2 separate regions of the Homo sapiens genome follow, and region 1 is linked to region 2. The links are chromatin loops, found by intact Hi-C in ENCODE. Cell type or tissue: natural killer cell. All regions are shown on one strand.

The links. Hi-C counts contacts between places; a loop is a spot of excess contacts. Peaks named below come from ENCODE experiments on the same cell type or tissue, not always from the same donor. Only the 100,000 strongest peaks of a DNase experiment are listed, where the experiment ranks them.
Region 1: it touches region 2 in a loop (3-fold over the local background); 1 of 110 quality-filtered maps calls a loop at or near these places.

The regions. Positions count from the first base shown.
Region 1 is chr5:40,570,103-40,574,102 of GRCh38, reverse strand. No RefSeq gene overlaps it. Among named protein-coding and RNA genes, the nearest start is that of PTGER4, 110 kb to the left of the region's middle. RefSeq lists an enhancer at 2,923-3,152. In natural killer cell, no CTCF peak of the experiment used is centred here; no DNase peak of the experiment used is centred here.
Region 2 is chr5:40,359,130-40,363,129 of GRCh38, reverse strand. No RefSeq gene overlaps it. Among named protein-coding and RNA genes, the nearest start is that of LINC00604, 120 kb to the right of the region's middle. In natural killer cell, no CTCF peak of the experiment used is centred here; a DNase peak (open chromatin) is centred at 1,559; H3K4me3 peaks cover 280 bases; H3K27ac peaks cover 1,261 bases.

The sequences.
Region 1 (4,000 bases), 210 kb before region 2:
AAACTTTTATTTATTAGCCATGCCGAGGTGTCGTTATTTTACAGAGGAAGACACTCAGGGGCAGTGTGTGTCTGGGGTCGATGACATGGTGAGCTAAGTAGTCACAAAAATTGTATACTTTCATTTGCCATACTAACGAGACACACAGTACTTTTCATGCTCCTCCTACTCTTCTTAGGAGTGAGTTTAGATTTTATTGTATTTTGGAGATCCTCAGCCATATGAGTCACATTGTCCTCAGATGTCCATGTTACAGATATAGACTAATGGCAAATATGGTGACTTTGGGACTATTAAAAAAATTGCGATCATCCAGGGTGATGTAAATTGCTTTCACCTTTATTGATTTTGTTGCCAGGTCTTAACAAACTCCTTTGGGTTTGTAATAACCCGAAGCTTTAACTTTACAGTAAAGAAATTTCATGGTTACACCCTTAGCAATGGGTTAAGAATTATCACATTCTCTCAACTCTGTGTCCTTTCATCCAACATTCTGACAAAGAGGAAAAGATTCTGGGTTAGGGAAAATCACTCTATTAATTCTAGCTATTTATACTCTAATACCGTAATTTTGTAATCTTTCTTGGACACAAGATCTTTCTTGTATTTAAAGAAAAGATAAATTTCATTTTTTTTTTTAGCATTCCAACTCATTCTGCTCTTGTCTGTTAAGATGATAGGAAGACATGGAGACTCAAGTAATTCCTAGCAAGTCAAAGACTAGAACTAGTTAGCCATTAATTATAAAAACTATTTTAGATTATTGACTGGAATGACTGAAATTTAATCTAGTTGAACTTCAGAGCCCAAAATATGGACTTTTCTGCCCTTGGACACAGGGACAGAGGCAGACTGGGACTTTAAGATTGGGAGGCCTCTGCTGATGTGGAGGAGAGAAGGGAAGCGACTAAATTCAATTAGGGACTAGTAGGAGCAAATCAAATCTGCAGCTGGAAGAGATCATCCAGCAGCTGCAGCTAGATCATCATAGTGACTGTAACCCAGACAAGAAAAACAGAACGTGGGAGGCCATCTGCTTGCAATTTCCTTATGCCAGTATTAAAACAATGTTAAGGCTTACTGACTTTTTTTTAATGAAGAGAAAAAAGTTTACCAAAGATGAATGATGAATTTTTTTTGTAAAAACAAAAAAAGTAAAAATGACTTCCATTGATAAAAATCCCAATTTCTAGATATTTAGATCATTTCTTTTTGTAAAAAAAGTTTGCTATGAAAAACAATACCGTGACAAGAATTCCTTTTCCTTATTTCTTATTGGGCACATCCCAAATTTTCTCTTAAGATAAAACCCTAGGATTTAAATTTCTAGAGTGAAGGGTGCATGTATAATTAAGGTTTTAAAATATGTAATCAACATATTTTACAAGCTGTTGCATTTTTCTATGAATTTCCTACCATTTGTTTGGAATTTACAGAAATAAAGGATACACTGTTGTTCCAGAGACTCGTGAAGTTAGATGGAACTCTCAGGGGCCAAATGGATAATTTCTACTGTGTTAGGTTTTCTGAACGTTGTCTCCTTGCCAGTTCCATAACCTCTTCTAACGTCAATACTCAGCCTCCGGTCTGCTGCTGTTTCTGCTTTGTTAATACCGGAGGCCACAGCTAAATGAACCATTGGGACGATCACATTCTCTCTTTTAAGAATTTAAACTAAGAAGCTTTAAGTCTAAGACACTTAGAGTATGATGCTAGACACACTTCCAGATATGGGAACTCTAATATCTTATAGAGTTGAGGCCAAGAAGGGTCATGTGGCAAACTATGATAAGTGGAAGTAGAAAACCCTTCTATGGGGGAAGCCATAAAGAAAGAAGCAGACACTGAAAATCAGGGACTATGTAGCCCTAGGGAAAATGTAAATGGTACAGTCCCTGTGAGTCCCATCGCTAGATTCTGTAGTGTGTCCTATGGGACCTTCTTGTGCCTTCTGAAGATCTGTGTTGATCTCCATCCAAGACTCTTGACTCCAGGTTAAATTACAAAGCTTTTACTTCAGGAATATCAGTCATTTGTATGGTAGATCTTAGGAAACACAGGGGTCCATAGGCCTTCAAAAACAGAGAACCATATTTTCTGAAATATAAATTAGGTCATATCTGACAAAAGATTACTTCCCATTTTGGTGCATTTACATGAAACATTACCACACTAGAATCATTGCCCTCAGGCCTGCTCTTAACTGCTTGGACATATGGGCTTTCATTCCCCTCGAGTTTGCTTTGATTTATCTAGTATAATGGTTCTCCAACTTTAGAGCGCATTAGAATTACCTGGGGGCTTGTTACAACAGAGTGCTGGGCCCCATCCTAAGAGTTTCTGATTCAGTAGTTCTGGGATATGGTCAGACCATTTCTGTTTCCAACAAGTTCTCAGGTGATGCTGACACATCTAGCCTTGGGACCACACTTTGAGAACCACCGAACTATTGAGTATGTGAGAATGTCTCTTAGAGAAGAAAATGATGTAATTTCTAATATTTTTACTATTCACTCTTGGGAAGACCTTCTTAGCATTAACTTTTTCCTGTATCCTCTTCTCCCTTCTGCTTCTCTGCATCCCCCAGCCTCCACCCTTTGTAAATCTTTTCTCTCAGCTGCCACGTTCCACCATGGCACTTCCCACACAGCTTGGCAATTGTTGCCTGCCCAATTAACTGTTAGCATCCTGAAGGCAGGGACTTGTATGTTTTATCTGTGTATCCTCACTGACTAGCACCATACCTGGACATGGCAGGAATAAGATACAAATGTGCTGAGTGAAAGAAGGAATGAATGAAAATTCCTTTCTTTTCTTACTGATTCTTAAGGTCCCTGAAAAAGTCCATCTCTGGTGGACTTGATTCTTTCCGTTCTCCCTCGTAAAACTGGGATGCTGTTGCATATCTTTCTTGACCTATGTTCTTAGGATATAGGTAGCTCATCAGATGGATTACAGTAGGGCAAGGGAGAGGAGGTGTGTGCATGCACATGCAGATGTGCGTGCCTTGTTTTCCTTTCCTTATATTATCTCCTTGGTGTTCATCATGTGTAACAACAGCTGTGCAAGTAGGTGGAGATGTCAGGAATCTCTGGCACATCACATATCTCCTGAAGAATGTCCAGTTCATACAGAGTTTTATTTTACTCTGTGGCTTACAGCTCTTGGCTCCGCTTGAGTAGCAATGCATAACCCACAAAAGTAGATTGTCATTCATTTATGTAATTTCTCATGACTTAAAGGCCTCTTGATATAGCACAAATAAGCATTAGACTAGGAATTAGCAATCTAGGATTCTAGTCTTAGCTTAAGCTCTAATTAGCTGTGTGCCCTTAGCCAAGTCTCTTAATTTGATTGTATGAAGAAGGCTTTAATTCAAATGACTTATGTACTGTGCTCAAATCTTAACACTCTCAGCATCTGTGAAGCTAAGAGGAATATGTTCTCAAGAGTGTGACATGGTTTAGGTGTATGTTTGTTTTCATGCTAAGGTCTGACTCATGTCCTTCTAGGAGGTAGTGAGGTCATTTGCTGAAGACATTCAAAGGACTGCAAATAATGATGTGTAGCAGCAGCCTGTCCTGTGCCTTTGGATACTTTAGAAATAAATGAAAAAAGAAGATTTAAAGAGAAGGGGCCAGTCAGAAGAGATCTTTTGCATCTGTTCCCATGAAGAAGGAAGGGAGCCCTTGTCCCTGTCTGAGTCCTTAAAAGAGACCTTTTTTTTTTTTTGAGTCAGAGGAACCAGACACATCAAAACATTCTCTTCTTTGAATATTTATTTGTGTGTTGTTCTATATCTTGTCCTATGGAACTTCCTGAGGAAAGTGATTGTATGGTTGACTCCTGAAGAAGACAACGTGATCTTAGAAACATGCTCTCTAGAATCCAAAGAGAGTCCAGATTTAAAGTATCTGCATGGTCACTTGCTAACATCTTCCAAGTGTCCAGCTGTTATTATTACATTATGTTTGTGTTTGAATCTTGGGAAATATAGTTT
Region 2 (4,000 bases):
GGCCTTTCCCATCATCATAGTACCACTCCATAGGTCAGCACTATTCACAATAGCAAAAACATGAAGTCAACCTAAATTCCCATAAATAGTAGACTGGATAAATAAAATATGGTATGCATACATTGTGGAATACTACACAGCCATAAAAAAGAACAAGATTGTATCTTTGCAGCAGCATGGATGGAGCTGGAAGTCATTATCCTAAGCAAACTAAGGCAGGAACATAAAACCAAATGCCACAGGTTCTCACTCATAAGTGGAGCTAAACTTTGAGTACACATGAACACAAAGAAGGAAACAGCAGACATCAAGGGCCTACTGGAGGGTGGAGGGTGGAGGGTGGGAAGAGGGTAAGGATTGAAAAAGTACCTATTAACTATTAATGCTTATTACCTGAGTGATGAAATAATCTGCACATCAAACCCCTATTACACGTAATATACCTTTATAACAAGCTTGCACATGTATCTCTGAACCTAAAATAAAAAGTGGAATTTTCTTTTCTTTTTTTTTTTTTTTTTTTGAGATGGAGGCTCACTCTATCGCCCAGGCTGTAGTGCAGTGGCATGATCTCGGCTCACTGCAACCTCTGCTTCCCAGATTCAAGCAATTCTCCTGCCTCAGCCTCCCGAGTAGGTGGGACTACAGGTGTGCACCACCATGCCCGGCTAGTTTTTGTATTTTGAGTAGAGACGGGGTTTCACCATGTTGGCCAGGCTGGTCTCGAACTCCTGACCTCAAGTGATCTGCCCGCCTCAGCTTCCCAAAATCTGGGATTACAAAAAGTGGAATTTTCTAAATGAACAACAACAATTACAACAGATCAGAGATAGTGCTCAGCACATAGTAAATGTTCAATAAAATGTTTACTGAGAAAATAATTACAAATTAAGATACTTAATGAAAATATTTGAGCTGAAATAATCATATAATTCCATTAGGAAAAATTAAAATTTATCTGATATTATCAACTTCTTCACCATCTATGGGGAAAGTAGTCTTTCAATGAAAAATATGGTCTACAGAGAAGAGCCAAGCAAGAGCGTAAACATTTTCTAATTTATTAACTATTAAGTGTAGAGGATTGATGAAAATTTCATATAAATGATGAAAACCATATGACCACAATAAAAAGAAGCATTCTTGAGAAAAATACAAATGACATCTTAGTATTAATAGATAGCTAAAAAGTATATAGAAACAGCTAAAAATGATTACTGTAAATGAATATTGCCAAAACAGTTATTCTGTTTGTTATTATTTAATGTTCAGAAAATTTATATAAAGTTTTTTTGCTTCAATGCAACAGATAAGTGCTATATTTTTGAAGCAATTTGATTTTTAAAACAAGTTTTCAAATAGAACTATTTCATAAGTCTGCCAATGACATAAACCAATTTGTCAATCAAAAAATTTAAAAACATTAATTTTAAAGTGTTCTGGTTAGGATAATAGATTATGTGGTTACTTTACTCATATCAAAAGTTGTTCATTTGTTTTTTCTCTTTAGGTGTTTGCGGCATCTTCTTTTTATTTCCTGTGTTCTGACTTGTTGCTGCGATGTTGATGTGTTGATGTGGGTGAGAATCTAATTTCTTTCATTATGCTGAGCACTCATGGAGTCCCTTTCAATCTGGAAATTTATAATTCTCATTTTGGGGTAATATTGCTTGCAATATTTCATCTTTAATTCTTTCAATTGTTATGTTTTCTCTCTTCCTGTATTTCCTCATCCTTGATCTTAGACTTTCTGGGATAGTCTTCTAATTTTCTTTTTTTTCCATCTCTTTTTGCTCTACTTTCAGAAAGATTTCCTTAACTTTATCTACCAACTCTTTTATTGAGAGTTTCATTTTTACAATAATTAAAAAAAAAACAGATTTCCACAAACTTTTTTTCCCGTGTTATCTGAATGTTCATGTTGTTTCTATAGAATCTATTCTTTTTATGAATCCAAATATAGTCTTCTTTCTTTGGGGATATTAATAATGGTTTTACTTATTAATACTTCTTAATTTAAAGTTTTCTTTGGTAATATTTTTGTGTGGATCTTTTGTCCTCTATTGACTGGTTATTCATGATTAAGGGATGGGGCCTTAAAAACTGATTGAAAGATCTGAGTGCATAAGTGAGACTGGTCAAATTTGAATATCTCAATGGGATTATCAGTATCTGTGCGTTTTCCTTATGGGTGGATTACATACTCCGAAGTCTACTCTATGAGTCTACTGGATAGCAAAGGTCTGATGTGTTTTGTCTGGGAGCCAAACCATTCAGCATTTAGTATTCATATGATCACTTCACTTTCCTTTTCTTGGTATTATTTCCCATACAGACCTTCAACTCTGACTGGCAATTAGCAGTCCCTAAAACTTTTTGTTTTTATCCTTTCCAGGAAAAAGTCCTTCAAATTTCTTGGGCAGAGTTAATAGTTCTGAAGAACAAACTGGGAAAGGGAAAGGAGAAGGAATCTAGTAGAAATCTAGCTGCTTCAGAAACAGCTTTTCTCACTCTTTTTCATGGAGTCACTTTTCCCTAAATTACAAGTCTAGAGTTAATTGGGTGTTGGTAGTTCCAGAATCTTTGGAAGACTCTGTGGTGGAATGGATTTTGTTATTAGTTTTTCAGCCAATTTTTATTCATCTTTCACAGGTTTCACAAGTCACTGACACTGGTTATCTGCTTTTCAGGTTTCAAAGACCTGTCACTGTTGTCTCCCCTGCTGCTCTCTTCATCTTTGTGGATTAAAAGGTTTTTTGGGGCTTGTAATTTTGGCAGCGTTTCTGGAGTGAATAAATTCTGGGCGTGTGTTTAATCTGCCATCATAATCTTTATAGATGTTATACTACAGTCTTCTTTAAGTGTCTGTTATTTTATGATGAATTTTCTTTCATTATGATTTGCATTCTATATTACTTTCTTCAATCATTTTAAACATACTGATTATATAGGTTTTTTCTTTTTTCAGATCATAGAATCATCCAGTTGTTGAAATGAGACTTCATCGATGTGAAACCATTTCTTTGTGTGGTCTGTAATTTTTTGGACTGTGAGCTTCTGTCATTATCCACCACATCCTCTCCCTACCCTCCCTCCTATGGGAGTTGCTTGTCTTGTGCATGGCAGAAATTTTGCAGGGTAGTTTTGAATTTCCATCTGCATCTTACCCACTCAAGACAAGTTTTTTAATGTTAATTTCTTAGCTTGAGGATTCTTGTTCTCGACAAGCATGTAAATTCTGATTTCATATGTGCATGTTTTGGAGGCATGGGTCTCACTTTCTCATGGTAGCATTTTCTTTTTCTTATTTCCATTCAGAGAAATTCTTTCTGTTTCCCTAGGCTAGTGGGGCTTCTTCCACTGAAAAGACCATTATTTCAGTCTCTTACTTTAGGCAGAGTAGCCAGTGCAGCCCCTACTTGGCAGAGACTCAACACCATGTTATTTCTTCAGAAGCAGACACTGACATGAAAATTTATATGAAAAGAACATAGTTAGTGTTCGCTGGAAAAATTGGGGTGTGAAGAAATGGGAGTGGAAAGAAAATTTGGCCAAGCAAGGGCATAGTATCAAAGTTCTGCTAAGAAAACTTTGGCTCAGTTTTGAAGTGCAGATTCAAAGGTCACACCTTAGATCCCTCCTCCATAGAGGGAAGGGAGTAGGGGTAGCTACAGATTAATCTGTAGTTAAAGGCTTCCCCAGGAGTGATATAAATATCCAGGAGATTCCAACTTTACATCAGTTCTCAAAGGGGATCTAGCAGTCTGAGGCCACCTCGCAAATTAAGAGATACAGGTGCTGACTGTTGTAGGGGATAGTACACAGGGAGGATGAGTGCAAGAGTTGGTAAAGAATCCAAAGAAATGTGGGTAGAGCAATGGCATTTCCTGTTGCCTCCTATCACCACTGTCTGAAGCTATGTTCCAACTCTGCTCCCTCACTACCACTGCTGGCATGGGGGAATATGTCCCCTTCTCCCCTTTTCTCTTTACAGTCCTTC